Regions from separate parts of the Homo sapiens genome. Here region 2 is linked to region 1. A link is a contact called in ENCODE Hi-C or POLR2A ChIA-PET data. All regions are on one chromosome and are shown on one strand. Each heading gives the region's core, a stretch centred on a gene start or an enhancer-like site at or near the end of the contact. The rest is flanking DNA. Distances are from core to core; before and after follow the strand shown.

The links. A loop is a pair of places that touch in the nucleus more often than their neighbours do. ChIA-PET counts read pairs that join two places held with the same protein, here RNA polymerase II (POLR2A). Pooled maps may share reads with other maps.
Region 2: a loop to region 1 is called in a pooled map, with 2.1 times the contacts of the local background. The contact joins two enhancer-like sites. A Hi-C loop is called at or near these places in 1 of 50 pooled maps. POLR2A ChIA-PET finds 5 or more read pairs at or near these places in 2 of 52 experiments (HEK293T and HepG2).

What each region holds. Positions count from the first base shown.
Region 1 is chr20:17,538,347-17,544,579 of GRCh38, forward strand. It overlaps a transcript of BFSP1 not described here. Among named protein-coding and RNA genes, the nearest start is that of BFSP1, 10 kb to the left of the region's middle. RefSeq lists a silencer at 285-485. Within about 2 kb of position 3,779, at least 8 of the 41 ENCODE cell types and tissues checked have a DNase peak (open chromatin) inside an H3K27ac peak, as active enhancers do.
Region 2 is chr20:17,802,529-17,808,965 of GRCh38, forward strand. No RefSeq gene overlaps it. Among named protein-coding and RNA genes, the nearest start is that of BANF2, 110 kb to the left of the region's middle. RefSeq lists an enhancer at 650-819. Within about 2 kb of position 4,288, at least 23 of the 41 ENCODE cell types and tissues checked have a DNase peak (open chromatin) inside an H3K27ac peak, as active enhancers do.

The DNA of each region.
Region 1 (6,233 bases), core at 2,529-5,028:
GTGGATTTAGGTAAGAGGTATAGAAGTTCCTTTTACTCCTCCTGCAACTTTTCCATAAGTTTGAAATTGTAACAAAAGAAAAAGTTACCTCTCAAAATCCCAACACCTCCAGGAAAATTGTGCTGAGAACAGGTGTTTCTTAATGATAGCAAGAAAACGCAAAAATCTTCCTTTGATTCACCAGATGGTATCATGATCTCAGCAACCAGGATTTCATTGACAACCACGGTAGGAGTTTTACACCTACCGAAATGATGGTACGGATTTTCAGAGACATCTGGACTTGCCTTCTCTGCACAGTCTCAGAATGTCCTTGAGACATTGTCGTACCAACTCATCGTCATTCTGGTTATGCATGAAAAGCAGCCCTTCCCATGACCTCAGAAATGCAGAAATGAGTCATTGTCCCAGCAGGTGCCATCCTCAGGACTGCGTTTGGAGAAGTGTCTTTTACAGTTATAATTTCTGTGGCTATAAATCTAGCCATGGTATTCATATTTCTGCCCTATATTTCTCTCTAAGATATCATTAAACAAACCTACCACCACTTTCAAGTTGGGTCAGCCTACATCTGAACCACAGCCCGTTTCCTTCTGGGAATACACTGTCAAGTGGTTTGATATATTACCAAGCCACAGTTGTCCAACTGGCATGCCCACTCTGTCCTAAAAAGAAGGATGTTCCAGCCCTGCTTTGTATCAGTTAGGAGATAGATCCCAAGGAATTGGGCACATGCATCCATGAATATATTTCTTCTTCTTTTTTTTTTTTTTTTTTTTTTTTTTGCAATGGGGTCTTGCTCAGCCCAGGCTGAAGTGCAGTGGTACAATCTCAGCTCACTGCAGCCTCAACCTCCTGGGCTCAAGCGACTCACCCACCTCAGCTGCCAAACTAGCTGGGACTACAGGTGCACACTACCATGCCCAGCTAATTTTTAAACTGTTTCATACACACAGGAGTCTTGCTGTGCTGCTCAGGTGGTCTCGAATTCCTGGCCTCAAGTGATCCTCCTGACTCAGCCTCCCCAGGTATTGGGATTACACGTGTGAGCCACCATGCCCAGCCCATGAATATATTTCTGATAGAAATATACATTCATATATTCATAGATTGAACATACATTTGGGGGCTGGGCATCTGGCTCTCGCCCAGCACTTTGGGAGGCTGAGGCAGGTGGATTGATTGAGCACAGGAATTTGAAACCAGCCTGGGCAACATGGCAAAACCCTGTCGCTATATATAAAAAATAATAATAATAATACAAAAAATTAGCTGAGCATGGTGGTGTGTACCTCTGTAGTCCTAGCTACTCGGGAGGCTGAGGTGGGAGGATAGACTGAGCCTGGCAGGTCAAGGCTGCAGTGAGCCATGATTGTGTCGCTGCACTCCAGCATGGGCCACAGAGCAAAACTCTATCTCAAAAAAAAAGACAAAAATTAAAAAAAGAAACATACATTTGGGCTGTCCATTGTTTTGTAGGTCCAGGTCTACTTTTCTATTAATATCAGTAGGGACTGATTGAACACAAGAGAACATGTTCTATCTTCCAAAGTTCACTAGCTTCCCAGCGTTGACCTGAAATTGGGGGGGACAACAATAGTGCAAGCTATTTTATGAACTATTTTCATATTGTGCATACAGTTTAGGAGTATAGTAAGGTACAGTTTAGGAGTATACTATACATTTTAAGCCCCTCAACGGCCCCTCAGACCTAAACTCCACATGAAGTTTTCTAATGAAATTCTAAAAATAGTCAGTTTACAGAAGTTCGCCATTGTTTAGCAGGGTCTGGCCAAAATTCAAAGAATGACCTATTCCAACCATCTGACTTGTTAGTTCATTTGGTAAGGAGCTACAAGTGATGTGAATATTTCCTGCTATTCCACCCTCTACCACCTGCCTGCTCATGATCAACTCCTACTGACTTCTATGCCTTCATTTATTTGAAATTTATGTCATCAGGCTTTACTTCTCACCCAGCATACATCATCCTTTTCTCCATTTGCCTGTCACCCTCAGCTTTGACACCAATATCTTCCCTACTCCTTTACACCTCCCACCCAACCCCTCATGTATATTAATGTATGCAGGAAGATGTCTAAAGTGGTCTTCAGTTCTACACACCCACGCCCCCATACCCCAAGACACCATTCCAGTTAAGGTCCCCCGCTGTTTACCTGGCAGACCTGCTGTATGAGTATCTTCACTAGACTGCAGCTCTTTGAGGGCAGGGCTGATAGCAATGCTGGGCATCCCTCAGTGGCCATTGTCCACCTGAGGATCTCCCCAGGTGCCCACCCTCCATCCTTCTCCATGCCTCTCTAAAACGCTGAAAGCCTGGCCCTCCCAGACTGCATCACCTCCGGGTGCCTCTCATGTCCTCTAGCTTCCTGTAGGGTTTGGCAAATGGGAGTCACTGTCAGGAGATCAAAAAGACTCCCTTCCTGCTTCCCTTCTGCTCTGGCATAATCTCTCCTCCAAGATCCTTTCCTCCTGCTCCTTTAAAGCCTACAGGTAGTAATAGTTTCCCACTGTTGCTACTACACCATGGGCACTTCACCATGCTTTGTTGATTCATTTGGCTCGTTAGATACTAGGAACGCTGGGAGCTACAAAATCTCATTCAGCAACTAGTTAAAGCTTCTGACACAAAGTGGATGCCCAATAAAATGAATTAAAGAGTGAGTGAATATTAGAGCCAGGAGCTGTAGCATGCACCTGTAATCCCAGCTACTTGAGAGGCTGAGGCGGGAGGATCACTGGAGACCGGGAGTTCAAGGCTGCAGTGAGCAATGATCATTCCTGTGAATAGCCACTGCACCCCATTCTGGGCAACATAGTGAGACCCTGTCTCTAAAAAAAAAATAATAATTAGTGAATATTAGATAGAAACTTGAAATAAAAGATAAAGTTTTTGCATGTTGGGAGGTTTGTCATGAAACTCTTAAATGGGAAAGCTGAATAGTGCTTGGCCAAAGATGGATCATTACAAGGGATCTTACCAGCAGTTCCAGGCCCTCTCATTCCACATTCGCTGATTGGGCTGTTTCAAGGGGCATGGTCAAATTTAGTAGCAGTCCAAAATTGAAATTTACTTTGCTGTCTGCTATGATGGCTAGGTTTACATTGTCTGTCATCATTAGAGGAAATATATAGGGACAGAACAAAAATACATTTATTAAGAAAGAGAACAGTGCACCAGTCAGCAGAAAGACTATAGTTATAAGACACATGAAAAGAAAAAGTTAATTCCTTGGAAAAGAGCTTTCTATTTTAAGAAGATGAACAAAATAAGAGAGGTCCTTAAGTGATAGCTAATGAAGACACTTCCCAGGCATCCTCAATGGCTGTGGCTTTTCAGATGTCAACCGAAAACAAAATCCATTACAAAGCGTAGCATCCAAGTTGGATATGGGTTGCTTATTTTGTTCTGTGGTCAGCCTTTGCTGAACATAGCAGTCTAAACCAGAGCCACAGAGCTGTGAGTGGTCCTTGTCTGTAAAATGCACTTGGACTGTCCTCGGTGACCCTAATTGCATGACTTGGCAAGAACAACAATTAAATAGGATATTTTGGACCAAATTCTCTCAGAGTACATTATTTTCTCAAGGTAACCTGAGTTTTGGGGTGACACACACAGTGTAACCAAAAGTGCCACTTTGCGAGGGTTTGCTAACTGATGTCCTCGTAACCTCCAAAATCAATTTCAGGGCATTGCAGAGTCAACACATCAATGTTCCCCTGCCTGCATTTGGGGCACTTGCTGGCTGAGTCACCTGCAGGAGTGTTCTGGAGTTGCCTCTTAGTAGATCATGAGAGCCAATTGCTAAATTTTCAGGAATTTTGCAAGCTGGTTGACACCTCATCGGTAGCTTGAAATTGGAAACGGTGAGAGTATCTACACCACAAGAATGATAAACACTACAAAGGAAGACATTTCTCTCCTAGAAAGTCAGCTGTTGGCCAAGCATTGTGGCTCATGCCTGTAATCCCTGCACTTTAGGAGGCCGAGATAGGAGGACTGCTTGAGCCCAGGAATTCAAGACCAGCCTAGGCAACATACAGAGACCTCATCTCTACCAAAAAAAAAAAAAAAAAAAAAATTCACCAGGTGTGGTGCCATGCACCTGTAGTCTCTGCTACTCAGGAGGCTGAGGTGGGAGGATCACTAGAGCCCAAGAGGTCAGGGCTGCAGTAAGCTATGATCGCACCATTGCATGCCTGCTCTGGTGACAAAGTGAGACCCCATCTTAAAAAGAAAAAAAAAAGTCAGTTGTTAAACATTTACTAACCTCACATTACCTATGAATAATACCATATCTCTGGTGATGGAAATTTTGGCATTCTTTCCTCAGTCTCATTAAGCTCAAAGAGAGTCTTCCTAAGTGTATTGTTTAACATGGAACCCTAAATTTAAATGCTAAGTTTTAAAAAATTAGACTAGAATTAGAGTATATAGCCTGAGAACATGGTTTGTTTTCATTTCTAGTTGGCTCAAGATGTTTCTGAAAAATAATTTATAATAAATTGCCTTATAAAGTTAAAATGCCTTCCAAAATTTTATAAGTCAATTTCAAAAACTAGGGAAGTCAGCCAGTAAATAAAGAGAGAAAGAGATTTATCTCAAAATAGTTTCAGCACCGCTAGAGGAATCTGTCTCTGTTTCAGTGGAAAAGGAGGCAGTTACTCCTAGCTAATCTCAATATTTTCTTTCCCCTGGAATAATGGCTGACCACTGGCTCTGTTGTTTTTGGCCAACTCCTCTACTGAAACAAAAATTTTGTAACTGCAGTGACCTAACTTGGGAAACAATTTTATAACATTTTCTAGGAACCACAAATCATTTGTTTCATTCTTTCTGAAGACCAACAGTGGCGGTAAGCAGAGAGTGTCTTTTGCCGTGTAACAAAGAAAAAACTTGATAAAGTCAGCAGCCAGAAGAGCATTTCAGTTCAAAGAAGGGTCATCCAGAGCCCATGAAATGTTGTCTTTCACATTAGGAATGAATATGCCTCACACAGCGTCATGACCGACTAAAACCCTGGATCAATCCAACTTGTTATTAGAGCATAAATGGTGACCTTTATTTATCACACAATGAATTTTAAGCTGGGAAGCCAGTTTTAAGAAAAACAGCAGCAACAGTGTTAGCTGCAAAAACATTTTAGAAGAGCTAGGAGAAAATAAAACATTATTGAACTTCTTCATGTGGCTAGAAAAAAAAAACCTTCTGGCATGTGACTCAGATTTCCATTGGGTGAATGCAGACTCATCCAAGTTATGCAACATTATTACTGTTGATAGGTTACAAAAAATCTATCAGCTCATCTATCAGAAAAATCCACCAGCAAAATGCCCTCAAAAGCTTATGAAATATGTACCAGTGAAGATATGCGAAGCAACTTGATATGCTGTTGTAGGACATGTGGTCATGAAAACTATGTCCGCTTAAGTTAAATAGTCTGGATTTAAATCCTTCATGACCCATTAGCTACATGACTTACACAAGACACTGAACCTCTCTAAGCCTCACATGCTTCATGTATAAACTGGACGTGATAGAAGTTCCCAAAAGAGTTGTTGTGAGACTTAAATGTTGTCTGGCATATGGTAAGTGCTTAACAAATATCTGCCTTTATTTTTTGCACATGGTCTATGTTTATTTTAAGCATCCGTCTTAGCTTGAAGTCCCCCAGAAGCCAACTCCGTGGCAAGGATTTGAGTACAAGTAATGTATTTTGGACATGATCCCAGGACACCAGTAGAAGAGTGGGGAAGTGAGATGGGGAAGGGAAAGTAGCCAATGATGGCAGGGTGACCACCATCACCATGGGGGCAACTGGATCTCAACATATCTAAGGGTTCTAGGAGACAGAGTAGAATGCATCACAGAGATATCCCAGGCAAGGGACGCGAAGCTGGGTACTTATCCACCAATCCCCTATCCATCATTGGTTGAGGGCTGCTCCCTACACAGCCCCAACTCCCAATTGTGCAGCACTTGTGGGACAGAAAGTGGCAGATGGTTTAGAGTAAGCAGGCTTTAGCACATAGAGGTGAGTGCTGAGGGGGTACGGGGGTGCAGCACAGCCACTGCTACAGCCCCACATTATTGTTTTCAGGTAATCAAATTAGCTGAAGTACCTCTACATAGTTATTTTAATAGATCAGCTCTCTAGAGATAATAATGTAACAAAACAAAAGAGCTGTGTCTATGCTGGTTTTAATGGCAG
Region 2 (6,437 bases), core at 3,038-5,537, 260 kb after region 1:
AAGTAAACATTCTCCTAAGGTACTTACTGTCCATAAGGAATTAGGATACCATCTGCCTCAACAGGGCCAACTCCATCCACATACTTAGTCTTGCCCCACTCCTACCCTCCAGCTATGCTCTGTGAGAGCACAACAGCCTGCTTGGTGTGGACAGCAGTGGGTCAAAGGGCGCTTCTAGTCCAAACGGGTATTTATTATTAATTTTTTAATATCATGTTAAAATTCATAGAGTTCTTGGTCCTATTTGGTTATTTTGATAACACTGGAAGGAAAGATGATCAATAGTACATTTTGCCGAAAAGGAACCTGAAGCCTCAGAGAGATTATATGACTTTGCCTTGTTGATGTAGCCAGTAATAGAGAAATAGGAAAATAAGTCCATGGGTCTTGAGTTTAATACAGGGTTCTTTCTGCTAAATTCTGTCCCTCTGAGGGAACACACACACACACACACACACACACACACACACACACACACACTTAGAGGGTGCAGTAGAAACTGCTGGTTGCCCCTTAATATTTATTTTCCCTTTGTGGCTTGAAAACAGAATGTTGACTTTACTCAGGGAAGCAATGTATCTAGCTAAAACCAAATTTCCCAATCTCTCTTGCAGCTAGTGTGGTCATGTGACTAGTGAGATGTAAGCCTTAATGTTTTATGGAGTTTCCAGGAAGCCTGCTTTAGAGAAACCTGTCTCAATTGAGAAAAATATCCCTTTTGCCTTACCTCCTTCTTCTAGCCTATATCTCATCGAATGGCTGGAGCTCTAGCAGCTATATTGGACCATGAGGTGAGTCTGAGGGTAGAAGCTGCAAGCTGCAGACAACGGAGCAGAAAGACATAACAAGCTTGGGTTCTGCCCTGGATTGCCTATCTCCAAACTTCCTAACAAATTAGAGAATAAATACTTGGGGATTTAAGCCACTATTTTTCAGGTCTCTATTTTAGCCAACTACAATTTTAAATTCATAAAGTGTACATAATTGATTATTCTGAAATTCCCATGGAAATTCTATTTGATGGTACAACTAACCCTTAGGACACCAGAAACCTATTTTCCATGACACAGCTTTAAACTTAGGCCTTGATTCCAGCTGCCATGCCTACCTCACAGGAGGAAATGGTCCATCTGGCACGTAGTGGATGTGCATCCAATATTTATTGGAGGGAAAAAGACTTTCATTGTACCTAATTCTGATAACCACATCTCTGTTCCCTGGCATCGTTTTAAAGACTTGAGAAACACATCACAACTGTGACCTCGGTTGGCCTAGGGATAAGAGGAAACCCAGACAGATATTCCAGCCAGCAGCCCCAGCCCTCAGCCCCTAGTGACCTTATCTCCTCTTTCCTCTGGTGGCCTTGATTTACCTCTGCCCTGGATGTGATGCAAGATGAGATTTTAAAGATGCTTGTGTGATCTTCCCTCCCATGATTTTCCACCAGATAGTTACTGCCCTTTGGCTTAGGCTCCAGAATGAGGTCATGTGGAACATCCTGAACCCAATCAGAAGTCTGGCCCAGACAAGCCCATTCAAGATCAGCCAACGGCAGCCAGCCTTCAGTCTCATGGATGTGAAATAAAATCTTTGTTGATGTAAACCACTGAGACTGTGGGCTTATTGGTTATGCAGCATTATTACAGAAGTAACTGACAGAACACCATCCACTGAGAGAACCACACTAGAAACTGGATGTCATCCTTTCCTCATCATGACTTTCCCTCATGCCTCACTTCCAACCCCCAAATCCTAAATATCCCTCAAAGCCGCTCCCTCCTCTCCAGCCCGAGTTTAGGCCTGCCTCATCTCTCTGGATTAGAATGGCCTTCCTGACTTTAGATTGGTACCCCCCAGTTCTACTTTCCCCACTGTAGCCAGGATGAGTTTTCTAAAGTATAAATCTGCTCCTGAGCCTCCCTTACTTAAGACCATGTTGTGGGTTTCAGTGAGGGGAGTGTCCATGGGTCTTAAGAAGGGGCATGTCCACGGCTTCCATGGGCAGATGCCACTGTCTACCCTGAACATGACTTAGTTCCAGCATTCCCTGCACTGAGTTGATCACCTTTTCCCCCTTACATAACACACAGCCAGGATGGGCTCTTGCTGGGTGCTACCTGACCAAGTGCCCTGTTCTTACCCCTAGGCTGCCCCTTAGGGCACTATTTAAATAGCCTATGGTTCTATTGGTGGGAATTAAATTAGGACAGTCATTACAGAAAACAGTATGAAGATTGCTTAAAAAACTGAAAGATAGGCCGGGCGCGGTGGCTCACGCCTGTAATCCCAGCACTTTGGGATGCCGAGGCGGGTGGATGATGAGGTCAGCAGATCAAGACCATCCTGGCTAACATGGTGAAACCCCGTCTCTACTAAAAAATACAAAAAAAAAAAAATTAGCCGGGCTTGGTGGCGGGTGTCCGTAGTCCCAGCTACTCGGGAGGCTGAGGCAGGAGAACGGCGTGAACCTGGGAGGTGGAGCTTGCAGTGAGCTGAGTTCGTGCCACTGAACTCCAGCCTGGGCGAAAGACAGAGACTCTGTCTCAAAAAAAAAAAAAAAAACTGAAAGATAGAATTACCATATCCAGCAGTCCCACCACTGAGCATATAGCCAAAGGAAATGAAGTCAGTGTGTCTGAGATGTCTGCGCTCCCATGCTCATTGAGCACTATTCCCAATATATGGAACCAACCTGTGTCTATCGACAGAGGAAGAGATAAAGAAAAGGTGGTTATATGCACAATGGAGCACTATTATCCCTTTAAAAAGAATAAAATCCTGTCATTTGTGACAACACGGGTGAACCTGGAAGACACTGTGCTTAGTGAAATAAGCCAGGCACAGGGAGACATATAGCACAAGATTTCACTCATCTGAGGATCTAAAAAGGTTGAATTTATAATAATAGAGCATGGAATGGTGGTTACCAGGAGCTGGGGGCAAGCGGGGAGGGCGTTGACCAAATAATATGAATTTCTAGTTAGACTGAAGGAATAAGTTTTTTTTTTTTTTTTTTTTTTTTTTTTTGAGGCAGAGTCTTGCTCTGTGGCCCAGGCTGGAGGGCAGTGGTGCGATCTCGGCTTACGGCAAGCTCCGCCTCCGGGGCTCACGCATTCTCCGGCCTCAGGCTCCTGAGTAGCTGGGACTACAAGCGCCCGCCACCATGCCTGGCTAATTTTTTGTATTTTTAGTAGAGACGGGGTTTCACCGTGTTAGCCAGGATGGTCTCGATCTCCTGACCTTGTGATCCACCCGCCGCGGCCTCCCAAAGTGCTGGGATTACAGGCGTGAGCCACCGTGCCCGGCCAGGAATAAGTTTTTAAGAGCTATTGCACAGCATGATGACCACAGTTAATAATAAAGCATTGTGTATTTCAAAATTGCTAAAATAATAGATTTTAAATGTTTTCACTACAAAAAAAATGGTAAATATGTGAGGTGATAGATATGTTAATTAGCTTGATATAATCATTCCACAATGTATACACATATCAAAACATCACATCATAACTCATAAATATATACAATTATTGTTTTTCAATTAAAGAAAAATTTTAAAAACAACACATGGCCAGGTGCAGTGGCTCACACCTGTAATCCTAGCACCATGGGAGGCCGAAGCAGGGAGACTACTCGAGGCCAGGAGTTCTAAACCTGCCTGGGCAACATAGCGAGACCCCATCTCAACAACAAAAAAATTTTAAATTAGCTGGGTGTGGTGAGGGGTGCCTGTTGTCCCAGCTACTTGAGAGGCTGAAGCAGGAGGACTGCTTGAGCCCAGGAAGTTGAGGCCGCAGTGAGCTAAGATTGCCACTGCACTCCAGCCTGAGCGACAGAGCAAGACCCTGTCTCAAACAAACAAACAAATAGCACATATGTACACATAAAATTGCCTGCGGCTTGTCTGGCTCTCTCATAAACTGTGAGCTCTCTGAGGACAGGACCGGAACACATTTTCCCTGAATAAAGTGAGCACATTTCCAGCCCCGAAGCCTGAGCCGCTGTGTCCCACATCCCATTCAGGAAGAGGGGGTTGTCCTAGAAGTAGCAGATCTGACTCAAAAACTCAAGGCAGGAGGGGTAACAATGCCAGAGAGAGAAGTAGCAGGGTAAGGAGGAGAAAGAAGGAAGAGGGAACGGAGCGAGGAGGAAAGGAATGAGAAATATAAAAATGGAGGAGTGAGGAAGGAATTCAGGAAAGACAAGGAATCCGCACAGGCAGAGACGCGGCTTTATCAGCTCTCTCCCTTCCAGCTCACTCCTCTCCACTCCCCCACAGAACTGCTCAGGCCATGTGTGCATTTGGCTCAGGACTCCAGTGCTGGTGCCAGAAGCATAAACCAGAGGGTGGGAGCTGCGTGGGGCCCAGACGAGGCGAGCCCTGTGGCCGGGCCCTCAGGACGTGGGGCCAGGCTGCTCCTCCCAGCCGCCCCGGGGGGGCAGGCCAAGAATTCTAGAAACCCTCTGCTGGGGAGAGCCCGAGGAGGCCCTGGCTGGGGTGACATCGGGAAAGCCCAGGGGGCCTGCTGCAGGCTGCGAGGAAGAAGGAGGCCGAGGTCATGGTGCAGAGGGCTGAGGAGGAAGTGAACCCCAGCTACAGGGTGCCCGGAAAGGGCTGGACCCACGGGGAATGTTGTGGCGGGGACCACATTTGGAGCAGCTCGGGACACAAGGGGTTTTGTCCCAAAGGAGACTCTGAACAGAGCCGCGGGCCCCGTCCTGGGAAAGCCGCTTGAGGGCACACCTGGCTGCTGCGTCCCAGAACTGCTGACGTCACAGTCACCTGGGGCGGGGAGGGGACTGGCGAGCTGTACTGTTTTTTTAAGTTTCCAATGATTATAAAAAGCAGCAAATGTGGGAACCATTGAACTGGATCAGGGTCAGCAAAACTTTTCTGTAAAGAGCCAGATGGTAAATATTTCAGGCATTTTAGGCCAGGATGGTCGGTCCCTGTCTCGGCGACTTGATTCTGTCGTTGTACTGAGAAAGCAGCCACATATGTGCAAAGGAATGAGCATGGCTCTATCTCGAAGAGACTTTTCAAAATTGAATTTCATTGATTTTTGAAATTTGAATTTTTTAAATTTGAATTTCTTGGAATTTTCATGTCATGAAACATTGTTCTGATTTTTTCCCCCAACCATTTAAAATATAAAAACCATCCTTAGCTCACACCTAGTGGTAGGCAGGATTTGGCCCAAGGGCTGTAGTTTGGTGATCATGGTCAGGCCAGTTCTGCCATAAAGAAATCAGTGTGGAAGCAGAGTGATTGCTTAGAAACTTTTAGAGCAATCTGACATTGCTCTGGCACCCAATCAAGTGTCTGCTGGACTCAACATGACCCAGGTGGGGCGACAGTGAACCCACAAGGTCAGTGACACATAGCGTGCTGCTTCATATGTGGTCAGTGATGGGTTGGAAATTTAAAAAAAAACAGGTCCTTTATACCCAGAAGGTTTGAAAAGTAGGGATCTCAAATCATTCCTTTGACCCCAGGGAGGGTTTGAATCTTCCCACCACAATCATACAATCACCCTAAAATATATAGTTATAACTACAGCAGGCAAACAAAAATATACATTTTTTGTGCATAGGAAAAAAAAATTGAAAAGGACTATAGCAAACGTTTAGTGAAGATTCTTTGAGTAGAATGTCAATGCATTTTTCTTTCTTTATATTCATCTGTGTTTTCCAAGTTTTCTTTAACGAATATGTGTGAATTTTATAATTAAGAGTTTTATGTGTTTTCTTAAAAACAAGTGGCTTTTAAGAAATTCTCTGGAGAATAATTTCTCCATTGGACAATCCTTCCCAGTGTCTCCCAAGCGTTCGGGAAGTGCTTTTTCATATTTAATCCACTTTTAGAGAAGCAGGGAAGAGAAAGAAGAAAATGGAAAACATATGTTGTCCTTCTGACTGCAGAGCCCCAGTTCTTGTCGTTCATTGTTATTTTTAACATAAGACTCATGGGCAGTAGTGGGGGTGGGGCATCAAGGCTGGAGATGTCATGAATGGTCATGAGTCCATTGTCACAGGACCGAAGTGAGTGGAGCCTCCTATGCTGACCTCTCAACTCTGGTGTCCCAGCAACCAGAGCCCAGTGTATGTCCGGTTGCTCAGGAACTGCAAGAAAAAGTGTGGGAGAAAGTTCACGGCAGCAGCACTTACTGCCAAGGAAAAAGCACAACTCTGAGTGCTGGGTATCATGGGCCTCAGTGGACCTGGGTTCGAATCCTGACTTGACCACTTTTTCACTGAGAAGCTCAGGCAGAGCACTGACATTTTCTGAGCCTCAATTTCCTCCCCAAGATAAGGTTGGGGGGTGGGGGGTGGGTAAACACACAACCCCCAAGCCGAGTGTCCCAGAGGCGAAGAAGACTGCTTGCATGAAAGCTCTTGACACTAGCAGACATTAAATCTGAGCTCTTCCTGGCTGC